Linked DNA regions of Mus musculus: region 2 is linked to region 1. A link is a loop called in an ENCODE intact Hi-C map of the cell type or tissue named here. Cell type or tissue: heart. All regions are shown on one strand. Links, peaks and the distances in the headings refer to the core of each region. The heading gives the core; the rest is flanking DNA.

What was found. A loop is a pair of places that touch in the nucleus more often than their neighbours do. Peaks named below come from ENCODE experiments on the same cell type or tissue, not always from the same donor. Only the 100,000 strongest peaks of a DNase experiment are listed, where the experiment ranks them.
Region 2: it touches region 1 in a loop (7-fold over the local background); 5 of 42 quality-filtered maps call a loop at or near these places.

The regions. Positions count from the first base shown.
Region 1 is chr13:63,898,851-63,903,825 of GRCm38, forward strand. It overlaps Ercc6l2 (excision repair cross-complementing rodent repair deficiency, complementation group 6 like 2), which reads left to right. Exons shown (of 19, transcript NM_001013608.3): 19 at 1-1,452. The coding sequence ends at 653. It overlaps Gm46423 (a long non-coding RNA gene), which reads right to left. Exons shown (of 3, transcript XR_001780983.2): 2 at 2,201-2,333; 3 at 1,909-1,971. Among named protein-coding and RNA genes, the nearest start is that of Gm46423, 5.4 kb to the right of the region's middle. In heart, for the core only: a CTCF peak has its summit at 2,594 (motif pointing right); DNase peaks (open chromatin) are centred at 2,141, 2,501 and 3,161; H3K4me3 peaks cover 1,635 bases; H3K27ac peaks cover 1,712 bases.
Region 2 is chr13:63,985,031-63,988,350 of GRCm38, forward strand. No RefSeq gene overlaps it. Among named protein-coding and RNA genes, the nearest start is that of Gm30950, 59 kb to the left of the region's middle. In heart, for the core only: no CTCF peak of the experiment used is centred there; DNase peaks (open chromatin) are centred at 851 and 1,851; H3K27ac peaks cover 6 bases.

The DNA.
Region 1 (4,975 bases), core at 1,078-3,577:
AAGGAAAATCAGTCAGATCTCAGAATCATGTTTTCCATAGAGAAGACACATTTTCTAGTGATGCAGAGATTAACAAATCACCTGTCAGCTTTACTGAAGAGCTTCACAGTGAGAGAAAGGACCACACACCCAAGGATACCACAACAGTCTTCTGTCCAAACAGCAACTCTGAAGCCCTGGAGGCAGAGCTAGGAAATTCCCCAGGACGTCAGTGGGACCTCACAGGAGCATGCGGTTCAAGAAACAGACCACTTTTCAAGTTGAGAAACAAAAGGGTAGAAAACCCAGGGTCAGAAAACACTCCTGAGGATGGCTTACTTGGTGACACCTCTATTCTTAACGACCTCTTTAAAAGCCACGGGGAAGGTCCCACACAGCTGCCAAAGAATGTTCTTTCAGGACCTGTGGCAAAAGCAAAGCAGAAACCAAAAGATTTCTGGGACATCTTGAATGAGCAGAATGATGACAGTCTCAGCAAACTCACTGACTTGGCAGTGATAGAGACGCTGTGTACCAAAGCACCCAGTACCTCAGCCTCCAAAAGGAAAGATGAGCTGGAAGCTTCCCTTTGGAAAGCAAACGAGAAGTTTTTGTGGAAGACATTAAGCTCAGATGTTGACGATGAAAGCATAAGCAATACAGAGAGAGAGTAGGACATGGACGTGCCATTAACCTAGATATTGATGAGCTGCTGGCCCTGGCTATGGATGTTCATGTATGGGGCACACTGAACATTTGTTTACAAACTTGTGTATTAAATTATTGCTTTAGTATAATCTAAACAGCCTAGCATGTTATCATGGGTTCTTTCCCTAATATCTGTTTTAATCATTAACGCTCATGTATGTAGTTTATGTAGTACTGGAGGTCAAGCCCAGGACTTTATGCAAGCACTCTGGGCAACTGAGCTACATCTCCTGCCCCAGATTTGGTCTTCAGAACAAATGTAATTGTATCATATTGTAACGTGTCATAATATAACTATTATTAACTGGCATCTTCCCTCCTGTGTGAGTCCGTGGCCTTACGTGAGTGACTTGCCCATTCATTATCTGAAAGATAACCGACACACAGCCTTCCACTTTTAAACTCCAGAATGCCCCAAAGTCAAGTGGCAGCCACTGCCCTCTCCTCATTGGCATTGGGAACTTACTGTTTTCCTTCTTCCTTGGAATTATGTTCTATTACTATTAAATTATTTTAGATAAAAGTTATAATGAAGACTCAACAATTAGGACTCAATGTATGGCATTATGTTAAAAATGCTAATTTTTATAATCACTCAGAGTTTGTGTGCTGTGGTCTAAAGAAATGGGATTTTTATCTTTGCCCAGGATTCCGATGCCTTAACTTTTCACATTACTATGATTTAGTAAATATAAATAGATTTATAGCCTAACTTTGTATTTCTTAAGTAAAAGGAAATGAATAAACATTTGATTTTAATTGAAACCTCTTTCATCGAATTTAATATATATGGTTTACACACTCTGATTTATTCATTTAGTACCCCTTTCCCAGCTTCTCTGGTCTGTGATAGGTACGGCTATGTAGGTGACAGTGGTAAGAGCAGCAGTGTAGGTGACAGTGTGTTAAGTGACAGCTATATGTAAAGGCAAGGAGGTCCTATCTGTAAAGTTTCATGTTGTATAGCTCCTGGCATTGAGACTGGCACATTGAAGTGTCAGGCTAGTACCTGCCCACATTCAGCTGAGCTCACAGGACCATATAGGAACTATCTATTCAGAAAACAGCAGGCTCTCCAGGTCTGTCTCTCTCTGTCTCTGTCTCTCTCTCTCTCTCTCTCTCTCTCTCTCTCTCACACACACACACACACACACACAGGAATACTTTATTACTTTATTCTGTTACTACAAGAAACTCATGAACCTCTTACCATGTTGGAACACAGCATTTGAGGTAACTTGAATCTGTGTCCCAGGGCCGGCCATGGTCACTCACACTTGGCAGCTGGAGCATATAGGGGAGGGAGAGCTGTGTTTGCATGGGCAGAAATCAGTGCCCCGCCCCCCAGTAAAGCACTCCCACTGATGGAAACCAGAAGAAATGGGCTCCCGAGGGCTTCTCCAGTCTTTGGAGGCCTCTAGTCCCACACCACTCCCCGGGGAGCATGAAGGGGCCCTTTTAGTAGGGGAGCAGGCTTTGGATTAGCCAAACTAAGAACTGTTGACAGATTAACCTCTTGTGTATTTGGGGGTACACCCGGGTTGCGGAGTAAGTCAGAATCAGTCCAGAGATAGGTTTGACACTCAGTAGGCAGCTGACCATCCGAGGGTAGGCAAGGTGCAACTCCTGGGCTTTTCCTTTTCTGCCTGCAACAAGATGGACCACCGCCAAATGAGCTTGGCCGTACCCTGCGGACAAACTGCAGATACTGTGAGCCCCAAATGAGGACTTCTCTGTACTTCCGGTGGCTGGCAACTCCCGGAAAGGGGCCACAAAGCCTAGCGCTGCTCTCCCTCCCACTTGGCAGGACAGAGCATCTACCCTAAAAGAGAAGAATGGCTAATGGAATTATGCTTTGGCAGTAGCGACGGAAAACTCCTGAGCTCAAGCCAGTGGGGGGCGCGTTATCTGCCACCAGCCGAAAGCCAGGCGGCTTCCCGCATCCCTCACAGCGTGACGCCGTGGGTGGTCCAGCTTTGGTAGTGCAGGAGCTTAAAGAACTGAAGCCCTAAAGCAAGGGGACGCCGTATGTCAGCGATCCTGTGGAGTCCCTATAGTATCCTGGCAGGAGAGTGGGGATGGTCACCTAGTGCGGTGTCAGTCAAGAGACCAAGCGAGTATATGGACAGTCAATAGGCAGGAGCAGGTGGGGACCCCCACGGGGCACAGCTTGGCACAGTTGACTGGGCGAGTGCACCCCAGGCTTAAATGTTCTGAATCCTGGAGGCCAGAGGCGCCGGTTTCTGCTGTCTAAATCACTTTCAACTGATCCCCAACGCGCAGTCTTGGGAAGCTGCCAGACGAAGGCTCCCCCCTTCCCGCAAGCACCTAGACAGAGCTGCAAAGCAGAGCTAGGAAGGAAGTGGGAAACTGGCAGGGTGGAACTCCTGGCCGGTTCCAGGCTCCGTGTTAGCGAGGGCCGCGGGGACGCAGCCAGGCAAGCCTCACAAACACACAGCAGGCTGGCCCAGGAGGAAATCCGACTTAGCACCTTGGCGAACTCCACCTAAGATTCCCCGGCCAGCTGCCCCGGGAAGCGGCCCCCCACGTCCAGACGCACTCCCCCAAGCCGGTGCACGTCTTGCCCTTGCGCTTGTTGGACCTGCTGGCTGGGCCTCCAGTCCTTGGCCACACACCCTCTAGGACAGGCCCTGCGGTTGCCTTCACTGCCCTCCCACCTTCAAGCTTCCCTCAAAGCCAGAGCCTTCTGCCAAGCCTCCATTCCCAACCTGTTATCACGTCCTGGAGAAAATGTCTCTGAAATAGTTCCTGAATCCCACTGCCAAGAGCCTGAGTTTCTGTCCCTCCACCTCCCATCTGGATGCCTGCAGACTTCTCCCTGGGTTCCCAGGCTTCGGCCTCCTCCCTCTCTAATCCATTTTCCACACTGCATCCCCAAAGCCTGTTGAAACATAGGGACCTCCGCTGTAGTAAACCTCTCATTTCCTCTGTTAGGGAGGGTAAAGGGGATTGGGCTGGGGAATAACTACATCAGTTCACATTTATTGAGCATTTACTTAGTCGTTTGTTTAACATTTCAAGTGCTTTTCACATTTAATCTGCCCTAGACCTCTCCCGGGCAGGTGTTATCTGTTTTATTGAGGAAGAAACTTAGGCAGAGAGGCCACACAGCCCTGTATTGGCAATAGCTGCTCGGACTGTTTCTCTTCTACCTGAGAATCTCCCAGAAGCACCAGGTTCTAGTTAGTAAGTAGACCAGGCTATTAAATCAAACTAGCACAGTCCCCCACATTTGGCTTCTGAACACTAGAAGCCCAGGTCATTACATTATTCTTGACTAACAATGCCTAGGAGATACCTCATGACTGATGGAGACACTCTTCTGTCCCTCCTTCCAACACAAGCTCTTTAGAGCTCTCAACCCTCCTACCTGCTCCCCCACCCCCCATGTTTTTGCATCCCTGCCTGACAATCTCCGGCCATGTCCTCTGCTTGTAAAAGAGTCCTGATTCCTATTGTCTGGGAGGAGTGGGATTCCAGTCTTTAATTTGTGGCTGGGAAATCTAGAATCAACAGTGGGCCTTTTCCAGTCATCCTCCCACCCACCCTAAAAAAAAATGGTATCACTGAGTCCCTAGCCCTATTTTTCCCACCTAGGAGTTAACAAAGGCTCTATACCTTGCCTGACCCTCACTGCTCTCCTGTGGCCTGAAACAGAGACTCAGGATAGCAGTGAGTAGGAGACCTTGATTTGGTAGCTAATGTGTGCCTCTGCTTCTGGTCTCCTACATGTAATAGTGCTTGAGTTTGTTTCTTCTGGCATATGTGCCTATTAGCAGCTTTCCAATAAAAACTTTATTCCTTTTCTTATATAGATCCATAATAGGACAAAGATTTGGTTCCCTTCAGGGTACAAGTGCTATCATTCTGTTGTTCCTCACCAGCTTTTGGTAGTTTTTAAATTTGTTTACTTACTTTGAGAGGATCTCATGTATCCTAGCTGGTCCCATGGTCACTATGAGCGAATGGTCTTGGGCTCATGGTCCTCCTGCCATTAGAGGTTACAGGACTATGTCACTATGTCTAGCTAATCATCAGGGTTTCTTAGGCATGGGCCTCACGATTATAAGCCTGCTTCTTAGCAACTATATTTTCAGTGCTTTCTGAACTAAACCTCAGCTATATACCAAGAAATATGATGCTGTTTCAGAATGGAGCACTGAGCCCCATCCCATCTCTGGTTCTGTTATCTTTTTCTACTTGCTTAACTAAAAAGGCACTGCTGGGAACTAACTATAACTCAAGGCTGCCTTGGATCTGGGCGATC
Region 2 (3,320 bases), core at 440-2,939, 86 kb after region 1:
CTGGTAGTGCTAGGCTGTGTAAAGTGCTACTCCTTGGAGATGCCAACACTACTCAGTGTGCCCAGAAGGGAATGACAAGGGAGGCTCAGAATCCTCTAAACTGTGCTTATATCATCTCTAGAATATTTTCTGATTTCTACCTGCGGTTCCTACACCAGCTGCTTTGTCTTCTGTGGGATCAACCACTTCACCACAACCAGGACAGATAGAAATCTCTGAAGGTCTCAACCAACCTCGACACGCCTCCCGGCCAGAATAAAATGATGTTTCCAAATGTTATCCACTTCCTATGGCCTTTCCAGACTTGTAGGTTGTTGATTTTTTTTTTCAGAGAAAATAAACAAACAACTTGGAAAAAAAGGAAGTTAGCTACATGCATCATTCAGTTTTGTTGGTTTAAAAACTGGATGGAATTTCTGTCTTAGCCCAAAATATCCGCTGACCTTCTTGCTGTTTGAAGCAACTCTTCTCCCTGGCTCTCACTTTGCTGTAGAATGTGTAAACCGTAGCCCAAGAAGTTTGTGTTTATGTCCCCCAAACCAGAATAAATAAATAGCTACATGATATTGAAATCACCTGTCAAAATACCCGCGGCAGTTGTGGGACACAAAGAGGAGTCTGTCCCATGATTGGCTCAGGAGCCTGAAGAATTCAATAGCTGTTTATATCATTCAGCTTTTAAAAAAAATAACCTGTAATTACTGCATTTTAACCCCAAGGCAGCCAATTATTTCACAAAAGCTCTCTCCAGGAAGCCAGACATTAGCCTGGCTAATTAGGCTGACATCACTTTGCTCTTATCACAGTGCAGATGGACCCAGACTGAAAAGAGTCCTGCCAGCCAGAGGTGCCTGTGGGTGGCATGCATGCGTTGTATGCTGTTCTGCCTTTTACTGCTTAGTTTTATGTGTTCCTCGAAGCAGGGTCCCTTTCCAAGAGATGGACTTCCACCCAGTGGAAAGAGAAACTTGCAATTGAGCCAGTCTCCTTTATTGCATAAGGAGGAAGCTGGAAAAAAAAAAAAAAAAGAAGAGGAGAGGAAAGGAAAGGAAAACAGCATGGTTATAATCTCTTCTAAACATAGGAAATCATTTTTTGCCCTGTAGGAAAGGGGCTTGTTGTTTTAGCCCATGAGACCATTTCCCATCCCCCTTTGCCGTGGTACATTGGGTAAGAGGTCAAGCGAACTTGGGAAAATAAGCCCAAGTTTGAAGAGTTCTTTCCTCCTGAAGTATTGGGTGTGTCAGGTCTGGGAAGATGGTTTATTTCATAAGTGCTTGTCATGCTATCAAGTTTGATCCCAGAGCCCTGTAGGAAAAAACCAAAAAACTCCATATGTTAACATGCACCTGCGTCCCAGCATGGAGGATGTAAAGGCCAGAGCATCTATCTCTAGGTCTCCCTGGCAAGGAAGAGACTGTCTCAAAAATCAACATGGACTGTGCCTAAGGTCGACCCCTAGTCCCTATATGCACACACACACACTCACACACATACACTTGGGTGCTAGACCCTCGCCGTCATGCAAAACTTCACTTGAACTGGTGACCTCCAGGTTTTTGTCCCTTGAATTCAATGAATGAAATTTATGAACAAAGACCGATGAGAGTGTGGAGGAAAAAGGCAGAGTGCCTATCGATGGGGCATCCAGCTGCCAGCCTGCAGGCCTTTAAAAGACTGATAGCAAAACCTGGGGTAAGGCTAGGGAAGGCAGTCAGCTGATCAGTCCATTTGGCCCAACCACTGTCCAGGTGTCCCCACTCAGTTCCAATCCTGTCCTTGTGTATTCAAAGCAAAGGTGTTCATTTAGAAGATCCATAACAGGAAATCAAGATTCCTTCCGGCATCCCTGGCCTCTGGCCAGAGCGGAACCAAAGGTATTTCGCTTAAACACTTCTGGCATCTCTGGCCTTCAGTGAGAACACAACTGCTGACCGGGCCAGAACATTTCTGACTTTCAGCCAAACACAAACAAAAAAAACAACAAAAATCAAACATGTTCATGTCCAGGGTCCTTTATCCTAAAACTCCCTGACACGTTTCTATCTCCTTTTCTCATTGGAGACAGCCTAGATATCTTAGCCAAACTGGCAAGCTCCGGGTTCAAAAATTAAGGTGACGAATTGAGGAAGATACCCAACTTTGGCCTCTGGCCTCACATGTGTAGCTGTGAGGAAAAGACTCCTTGGTGAAACAGGCTCTGTGCTGAAACATGTAGCTGAGAGGGATCTAAAGAATAAGATGGGGGCACCCTGGGAACAACAGGGGACTCAGGACAGTGAGGGTGCCAGCCTGGGTATGGCAGGCATGGTTCAATAGGAGCTGAATGACAGCTGAGAGGGCCAAACCGGCACACCTCTCCATTATAAAAGTCATAGAGACAAGGGACAGAGGAGCACATTCAATATAATAAAGGCTATATACAAGAAACCTACAGCCAACATCATGCTAGACAGAGAAAAACTCAAAGCTTTCCCCTTAAGGTCAGGAACAGGACAAGAGTGAATACTGGCTCCACTCGTATTCAATGTAGTGTCTGAAGTCTTAACTGGAACAGTTAAAAACTGTTCCAAAACTGATACAAGCAGGAAAGAAGCCAAATGTTCTCATCTGCAGATGACAGGAGTCTGTCATAAGACCCTAGTGACTCCATCAGCAAACTTTTAGCGCTGATAAACACTTTCAACAAAGTGGAAGGAAATTAACACTCATGTCAGTAGCCTTTTTATACACTCTTTTCAAACACAATGAAAAAGAAATACGGGAGAGGGGTGTGGAAATGTCATTCACAATAGCCACAAAAATAAATAAAATCAAACACCTGGGAATAAACCCAATCAAGAGAACAAAAGACCTCCACAAACACTAGGTTTGAGAGATTGAGGAAGACACTAGAAAGGCCTTTCCCGAACTGACTCTTAAAACAGAACATTGAGAGAATGGGGGCGTGGGAGCTTAAGGAAGGCTGTGGAGATACTTCCCATGCATGGCAGGGAATATGTCACAGAAGATAGGAACCCAGGCACAGACTTCCTTTCTGTCTGGGCCTTGGGACGTGTAGAGAGCAAGTGAAAGAGACATGTAGGCACATTTTTCTTAGGAATAAGCACAGAGGCTGGATCTGGTCTGCAGTAACTGGCCCAGGATGCCAGTCCACAGCCTACAGAAGCCATCCCAGAAAGCCAGACTTGTAGGAAGTCAGACCCTGTCTCCAGTAACAACCTCTGTAACAATCGGTCCCAAATCAGCTGGATTTGAGTTACTAACTGACAAGTTTCCTCACTTTGCCCTCACTTCCAGCTTTGGAGTAGTTAGAGAAA